Linked DNA regions of Homo sapiens: region 1 is linked to region 2. The links are chromatin contacts, found by Hi-C or POLR2A ChIA-PET in ENCODE. All regions are on one chromosome and are shown on one strand. Each heading gives the region's core, a stretch centred on a gene start or an enhancer-like site at or near the end of the contact. The rest is flanking DNA. Distances are from core to core; before and after follow the strand shown. Region 1 has its middle 21 kb from the start of LINC01565. Region 2 holds the start of GATA2-AS1 (GATA2 antisense RNA 1).

Region 1 (3,751 bases), core at 472-2,971, 66 kb after region 2:
ACTGTGTCCAGGGAGCAGACACAGCTACATGCCCCGGTGTGGCCGTGTGGCTTGAAGCTGAGTAAGCAAGAGAGGAAGGGAGGAACAGGCTCACAGAGGAGCTGGAGAGGTCACAGAAGCTCCCTGATGACCAGAGCCTCTGTTCAGCCAGAACACTCCAGTGGAACACCTTGTGTCCACTAACGAGGCCTTGCCACTAATTTGGCAAAGAAGTAAATAATGTGTTAAAACTCAGATGTCCTAAGTTCTGGTTTTCCAAAAAGGCAGGAACCATACACACCAATCACCAGGGACCAGACAAAAAGCACGAAAAGTGAATCACAGGAGAGGGAACCAGAGGGAACCACTGGTTCCCAAACACCAGACCAGAGAGGACCAAGCAGGTCCACCCAGATGAGAGGGAGAGAAGGTAAGGATTTCAGGTCAGATTCTAGGTCAAACAGGACTTTTCTGGTGGCAGGTGGCAGTGACCCAACAGAACTGTCTTAACTGAAATGAGCATTGTTGATATAGGTAGCTGGAAAAACCCAGACACGGGTAGGCTCTGAGTCACTGGGGCCTAAACACAACTGGTCAGCCAGCGCTAGCTTCTGTCTTGGAGCTCAGCCCACCTCCTCAGATGACCGCACTCTCCTCCTGGTGGCAGGATGGCTGCAGCAGTTCCAGGCCTTACCTCTGCTCAGCCCTGAGGCCATGGAGAAACAGGCAATGCCTCTGGTTGACTATGGTCATACCCATCTCCGAGTCAGCTGCTGTGGGCAAAGGAATGCAAGGATTGACTAGGTATGGCTGAGGTGACCCCCATTAGGGCGTGATGGGGTCAGCCGCAGTCAAATCACACGGGCTAAGAGTGGGTGAGCGAATGAAGGTGAATGTCAAAAGAAGAGGGAGCGGATGCTGGTCCACCGGAGACTTACAGCAAAGGGGCACCTACACCGCAGCGCCACTGCTGCTAAGAATTAGCAGTCACGGAGGCTCCGAGCTCCTGTCAGATTGAGCACTTTACTCGTGACCCCTCAGCCCATACCGACAACGGCAGGACGGGCACTCCTCATCCACGAGGGCAATGACTGTGTATCAAGCACCTTCTGAGCGCCAGGCCTTGTTCTAAGTGTCCCGGCGTCCCCAGTGAAGCAGGCGAAATAAGCCACGGTGTGGAGGCAGGGAGTGCCTCCCAAGACCCCGAGACCGCTGAGGGCAGAGGAGGGTTATTTAAAGGCAGCACTTGAAGACCCAGGAATCACTCCTGGGGGCGCAGCCTTGCACAGCTAGAGGGCCTGTGGGTTTGAGGAGCCTCAGGGTTGGGGGCGCCGTGGCCGGTGAGGGAGTGAGGTCAGAGGGGAGGGGAGGGCTGGCATCCTTGGGAAGGCTCGAATAGAGGGGAGGCTTGGTGTGAACGATACCCTGCCGGCTGCGTGTGGAGGGGAGGCTGTGGCCTGGGCGGAAGGCAGGAGTCCCGGGAGGGGCAGCGGGGACGGGGACCCTGAGGCCCAGGGGATTGGGCTCAGGGGCCGGATTCAGGATGCTTTCCGCGCAGAGCCAGCCGCAGAAGGGGCATGGGAAAGAGCCTCATCTACGCACGAGAAAACCGGGCCGAGAGTCAAGAGCCAAGGCGGGGCTGCCGTTCCAGGGCGCGAGCCGGGCCGTCCCCCACCTCGATCCTGTGCGCCCTGCCTCGGGCGGCCAGGGTGCGCGCGGCGGCCGCGGGCGCTGCGGAGAGACCGGCGGAGGCCGGGGCACCCGGCGTGTTTTTCAGGAAGGAAGCCTTCGCTCCTGTAACAGGCTGGGGCTTGGCCCGGCCCGCGGCCGCCCCGCCAGGAAGCGCCCCGTCCGCCCCCTCGGGGCGCGTCCGCGGCAGGCACTTTTGAGGACAGGAAGGGGAGAGGTGACCTGAGCATCCACGCAGCTGTGGCATTCGGGGACGGGCCGAGGACTGGGTTTCTTGCCATCCTCAGCGCTGGGGGTGACTCCAAGCCCCCGGGTGGGGGTGGGGAGTGGCCGGGCATGGCGCCCGGCTCCACAATGCATCGCCTTACCCGGCCGGAATTCCTGCAGGACGCTTTGTTCTCAGATGGCAGCGCTGCTAGAGCCATCGGACCTGTGAGGGGGGGGCGCCCGGGGCAGGCCAGAGCCAGGCCTCAGGAAGCCCGCAGCGGCTGCGGCGCTGGGCATTGCCCCACATGCCCGCCACCCTCCCCCGGGCACCCCCCACCCACCGGCGCCACAGTCCCCCCAGCGCCCCCCGCCCCTGGAGCCGCCTGGAAACTGGGCCAGGTCCAGCTGGACAGGCTGTGTCAACTCCAGCTGGGGGGCTTCGCGGAAGCCACCCATTTCCTGCGGCCGTGCAGGCTGTCTGCAGCAGAGACCACCCCACCAAGTTCCCGCCTCTCCCTCCCACCTAGCCCTCAATGGCAACCTACTGGACACTGAGCGAGGGTGGTCTCTGGATGGCCCCCAATGGACACTCTGAAACCTGTCCCTACCCCAGCCCCTGCCCCAGCCCTGGCAGGCCATGTGACATCAGGAGAGCAGTTTACCCTCTCTGGGCTTCAGCTTCCTGCTCTAAAGGAGACCAGAGACTCCCACTTCGGTGCAGTAAAGCAAAGCATCCCTGAGAAAAGAGCCTTTCCGCTTTGGAGAACTGAAGCGGAATGATGGAACCAGAACACTCTGGAGGGAAAGCACATTAATTTCAGTACTGCCTTGTGCTGTTACTTCGGTTGGAATTTTTAAAAACAACCACATCCAGCACTTACTCTGCACTAGGCACTGCTCTAACTCCTCACCTACATGCAGGTGCCAGCAGCAGCCGCCTTGCCCTCTCTAACAAGGGGGCGAAGGTAGCAGGGAGAGGTGGACACGGTGCCCAGAGCCAGGTCACTGACAACTGGATGAGACCCTGGCATCTTGGCCCAGGGCCCACGGTCACAGACGCTGAACCACACGCATTCTTAGGACCCAATTTTTAGAGGAAAGTAGGTTGTTGCCCAAAACTGCGTGCCGGTGTGGTGTGCATGTGTGTGAGAGTATGAGAGTGTCTGTATGAATGTGCATCTGAGTGTGTTCTGAGCGTGTGTGGGTGTGGTGTGTGAGTTGTAAGACTGCGTCATGTGTAGATGTGTGTGTGTGTGTGAGAGTGTGTGTTGTGTGTGTGATAGTCTAGAAACCTCCTGAGAAGAGCTGGTGAGGAACTAGAGAGTGGGGCAGGGGTGAGACTTTGGGATGCGCCTGAAAAACTTAAAGCGCCGTTACTCAAAGTTGAATTGTTTTTCTAAAGTCCTAATGCAAACAACATGTGGGGCAGGGCCCAGATGGTGCCCGGGAGCCCCTGACAGGGTCCTCAGGAAACAGGTGCTCCTGGAATGTTTCCTGCCGCGGGGCTGTGGCAGCAAGCAGGTCACCAGGCTCTTCATTACTGTCAGGAGGGCCCAGCTGCAGCCCCGTCCAGCTGGGTGGAAACCCATGGCCACCGGTCACGAAAGTGCAGGCCTTGGTGGGGACAGGCCCACAGCTCTGCGTTCCCAGCTTCCCCAGCCGGTGTGAGGTGCAGCTCTGGGCTGGGCCCCCGTGTGAGGAAGCCTTGCTCCACCAGCTCCATGGGGTTAGTGGCAAGAAGGTTATGAGCATCCTTAAGTTGCAAAGCTATTGCCAATTATTTCCCCAAAGTGTTGTACCTAGCTGTGAATGCTAGGAATTGCTTCTCTATACCTTCTACAAGCAGGGAGTATCCTTGCAGTCTGATAGAGGACAA
Region 2 (3,768 bases), core at 577-3,076:
CAGACACTCACACTGAGCCCCCCCGCCCGGTAGACAAACACATGAACACAGACTCAAAAGTTGGAGACAGGCGCCCGGGCACCCAGTGTGGCACTTGATCCCAGCGACACGCACACACCCACACTTGGCGCCAGATACACATACTGATCTCAACCCCGAAAACATGCACACGCAGCCCCCTGAGCGCAGTACTAAGCGGCACAATCAGGACCTCTCAACAAAGCACACCAAAGCAGTCGCCCGCAGCCTGGCCCCCCGCCCTAAGTCCCCCCAGAGTCCCCTCAAAGCTAGGAGCGCCCCAGGCCCCCAGCCGGCTCTCAAACCCCAAACTTACACACGCAGCCGTGGGGAGGGGAGGGACTCGGCCTCTGAGAGTGAAGGAGTTCCGGCGGGAGCCCCGAGGGCGACGGGCCCAGGGACAGCACGTCCGGAGGCTGGCGGGGCTTACAGGGTAGGAGCTGGGGGTAGAGTGCGCCTCGGCCTCGGGCCCTCCCGGCTCCGGCCCCTCGGCATCCTCCGGCCGCCCTGGCGCCAGCTGCCGACTCCTGCACAGACATGAAGCGGGGGCCGCGCACGCCTAAGAAGCCCAAGCCAGCCAATCAACGCCGCGCGCCTCCCAGCCTCCGCCTCCCATTGGCTGCGTCCGCAATTCCCGAACCGCTGGACTCCGGGACTGACCCGCGGGCCGGCCCCCCTCAGCCGGCGGGCCCCCTCCCTGCGCGCTCCTGGCGGCCCCTGCTGCCAACGCGCCCCACCACTAAGGGACCCTCACCCCAAGGCCCGACCCCTGCAGCCCCTCTTGCGAACACTCCGGGATCCCTCGATGCTCTGGGCCTCCCTAGCAGTAACTAACCACCAACTGCCCCCTCCCCAGGAGCCCGGGCCGCACACCCTCTGGATGGCCTCTCCCCGAGACCCTAACCCCGCCACGCTCCTTCACCGCTGAACGTGGTCAGTCCGAGCGCAGTTACCTACCCAGACCGTTCCCTCCCCTAGCTCGGGCGCTGTCTGGGTGGACTGGGGGTTGGGATGGTTCGGACGACAGCGGCGGAACAGCAGGAGCCGAGAGGGGCAGAGAGGGGCAGGAACTACAGGGCTCTAGAGGGCACCTGGGCCTCGGACACGCGGCCGCTCAGGGCTGTGCTTGACCCAGTGGAGGTGGCCCGGCCGGTGGCTCCAGAAAGGGGGAGGGGGCACCCCTCCCCGGGCGTGGCCTTCGCAGGCCAACGGGCCCAATTGCCTGGGGCGAGGCCGTGGAGACCCGGACTGGCGCCGGCGCCAGCTGGAGGGAGACGCCCCCGGGCAAGAGGTGGCATTTTTTTTCCTCCGGGGGGGGTCCCCGAGGTGGCCTCTGGTGAGGGGGAGGCGGTGGTCTGAGGTCTCCGTCTTCTAAGTCACCTGGAAGTGCTCCCCACTCACTTCTAGCCCGGAGATCGGCTCTATGGTTCGTGTGGGCCGGGCGCACAAGTCTTCCTCCCTCCCATTGTACAGACTGGGGAGACGGAGGCTCGAAGGGAGCCCCGGGCCGAGGAGGGAGGTCCAGGACAAAGGCATTTTGGGGGACCTAGACAGGTGCCGAGTACTGGGGGGACTCAACAGCGTCCTCCAGCCCTCTTCCCTGTTGGGCCCGAGGCTCCCGGGGTAGATGTCCAGAGGGCCCCCAGGTGGGTCGGGGGCAGGAGGAGGGCTGGGGTCCCGGCCACCCCCGGGAGAGTGGGGGAGGGGCGGCGGGATTGACAGTCGGTAATTGGGTAACTGGAGGCGGCTTCTCCGGCCGGGCGGCCCCGCCACCGCGACGCCGAGCCCCTGACGTCACCCGATTCGCCAGGAAATGAACTTTTTAATAATCCGAGGAGGGAGGAAAGCCCTCGGTCCCCTCGGCTCCGGGGGCGCCCGGCTGGGCCCAGCTCCGCGGGCGCGCCCCCGTCACCCCCTCCCAGGCCAGTTCAGGGCAGCGCCAAGGGGCCGCGGGCTCAGGCTGAGGCCTCCTCCTGCCTAGGCGTCTGGCGTCCGTTTGTCTGTCCGAGGCCTCAGCGCAGGTAAAGCGCGGGGCTGGGGGGCGCAGAGCTCCATTGGGCTGGGAACCAGCGCGTCTCGTGCCCTTGGGGGACCCGCCTGCCCGAGCCGCCTGCTAAGCCTCCCGCTCCCCTCCACGCTGGAGCGCGCGGAGCCCGGTCTGCTCGGAACTCCACTCTGCGGGAGCGGAGGCCGGCGCCAGCCCGGGAAGCCGCGCAGGGGGCGGGAGGCCGAGCGCGAGGCCCTTGGCGCCGGGCCTCCGCGGCCAGGCCGGGCAGGTGAGCAGTCTCCGTGCCTCCCGGTTGGCGTTCCCCTCAACGCGTGCGGTCCCGCCGGGGCCCACTGTCTCTCCGTCCGTCTGTCTCTCAACTTTTCCCATCCTTTAGCTTACGATTCTTCATCAACTCGTAAAATGAGATCGCCGCGGAGCTCGAGCCTATTTGGCGTCTCCGGAGACTAGCAAGACCCTCTGAAAGACACCGCGTCCCCAGGGATAATCCCCCGTGTCCGGCAAAGCTGCCCCGCTCGAGCGCGAACCCTGGGACCCAGCGCGGGAGGCAGACCAGCAGCTGGCCGCTGGGCTGTGAACGCCAGGACCGAGCGGAAGCTTCCCGCCCGGCCGCGATCGGTGCCGCGGCTCTCAGGGAAGTGGCTACGCGCGTCCCTCGGGAAAGCAGGTAATTCGCCTTTTTCTCCCACCGGCGCGGTAAAAATTACCCTCCCCCTCCCCGTTCCGTGTGTATTCCCAGTTTCAGCGCAGCGAGCTCGGCGTCTAACCCCTCCGCGGCAGGGTCCCGGCCACTGCGGTAGTGGAGGTGGCCAGCCTGGCTGAGTCCCCTGCCCAAACGTCAGCCCTGTGCTGCCGCCTGCCTGACGCAGAGCGGAGCGAGGGAGGGGATTTAATTACCCCGCTCGGCAGCTCAGAAAATCGCCGCACAGAGGGGCTTAGCAGGACGGTTAAGGAGTGCTTGAGCAGGGGCCTCGGGAGACCCGAACCAGCCTCCTTGCCCGCAATCCGGTGTAGAGGAAAAAAAGGAAACAGGAGTTCTGCCAGGTCCTTTCAGGCCTTGGGGTTGCCTTCCTCGACAACGCAGGCAGGAGCCGGCTTGACCGAAGCCTCCACCTCGGTTGCAGGTCCTGCGTAGGATGCGGGACTGCTGCATTCTCTGGCGGAAACGAACCCGCCTGGGAGAGAGAAATGCGACGCCAAGTAGCAGGGCGCCCAGCTGGCCAATAAAGAGGGACCCGCGCTCGACAATGTCTGTGTGTGCCAGGCAGACCGAGGGACACCAACCGGGCCCCTCCCCATTAGGCCGAAGACATGGTCCTCCCACCTTGGGCCCCAAACAAACTCCCGGGGAGGGTCAACGCAGCCCCCAGAATCTGCTGGGGTCTTGAGGCGCTGTTCCAGGCCTGGTGAGAGCAGATTTACTCCAATTTATGGGCTGGAACTTTGGGGTCCCCAAAACACCTTTAGAGGGACGCGTTCCCTTTTTCAGTACTTTGTTCGTTCGGGAGTATAGTTGGAAATGCTGGCGCTGCCTTTGATCACATTAAGAAGCTGTCACTTTCCTTACTTGGGAACAAGATTTCTCTGAGGACTGGAGAAGGTCAGCCAGGAAGCAGAATTTTCGAAGGACCCTTTTGGCCCGAGAACTCACAGCGGCGATCGCCACCATTTGACCTGGGTGCTTCTGCCTGGGAGCTGGGGAGGTAGCAGATCTGGTGCCCGGTTCTAGAGTGCTTCTCAGG

The links. Hi-C counts contacts between places; a loop is a spot of excess contacts on that map. ChIA-PET counts read pairs that join two places held with the same protein, here RNA polymerase II (POLR2A). Pooled maps may share reads with other maps.
Region 1: a loop to region 2 is called in a map of endothelial cell of umbilical vein, with 3 times the contacts of the local background. The contact joins the enhancer-like site here to the promoter of GATA2-AS1 in region 2. A Hi-C loop is called at or near these places in 8 of 168 maps with a recorded cell type or tissue (K562, Right ventricle myocardium inferior, cardiac septum and 3 more) and 7 of 50 pooled maps. POLR2A ChIA-PET finds 5 or more read pairs at or near these places in 2 of 52 experiments (BJ and K562).

Annotation. Positions count from the first base shown.
Region 1 is chr3:128,553,697-128,557,447 of GRCh38, forward strand. No RefSeq gene overlaps it. Among named protein-coding and RNA genes, the nearest start is that of LINC01565, 21 kb to the right of the region's middle. Within about 2 kb of position 1,722, at least 10 of the 41 ENCODE cell types and tissues checked have a DNase peak (open chromatin) inside an H3K27ac peak, as active enhancers do; they include endothelial cell of umbilical vein, heart left ventricle and heart right ventricle, where a contact is called at or near this core.
Region 2 is chr3:128,487,377-128,491,144 of GRCh38, forward strand. GATA2-AS1 (GATA2 antisense RNA 1) reads left to right here and starts at 1,827. Exons shown (of 3, transcript NR_125398.1): 1 at 1,827-2,294; 2 at 2,403-2,693. All of the region lies in intron 1 of GATA2 (GATA binding protein 2), which reads right to left. RefSeq lists enhancers at 1-363, 1,331-2,141, 2,142-2,953, 2,954-3,763, a cis regulatory region at 295-2,076 and a silencer at 451-650.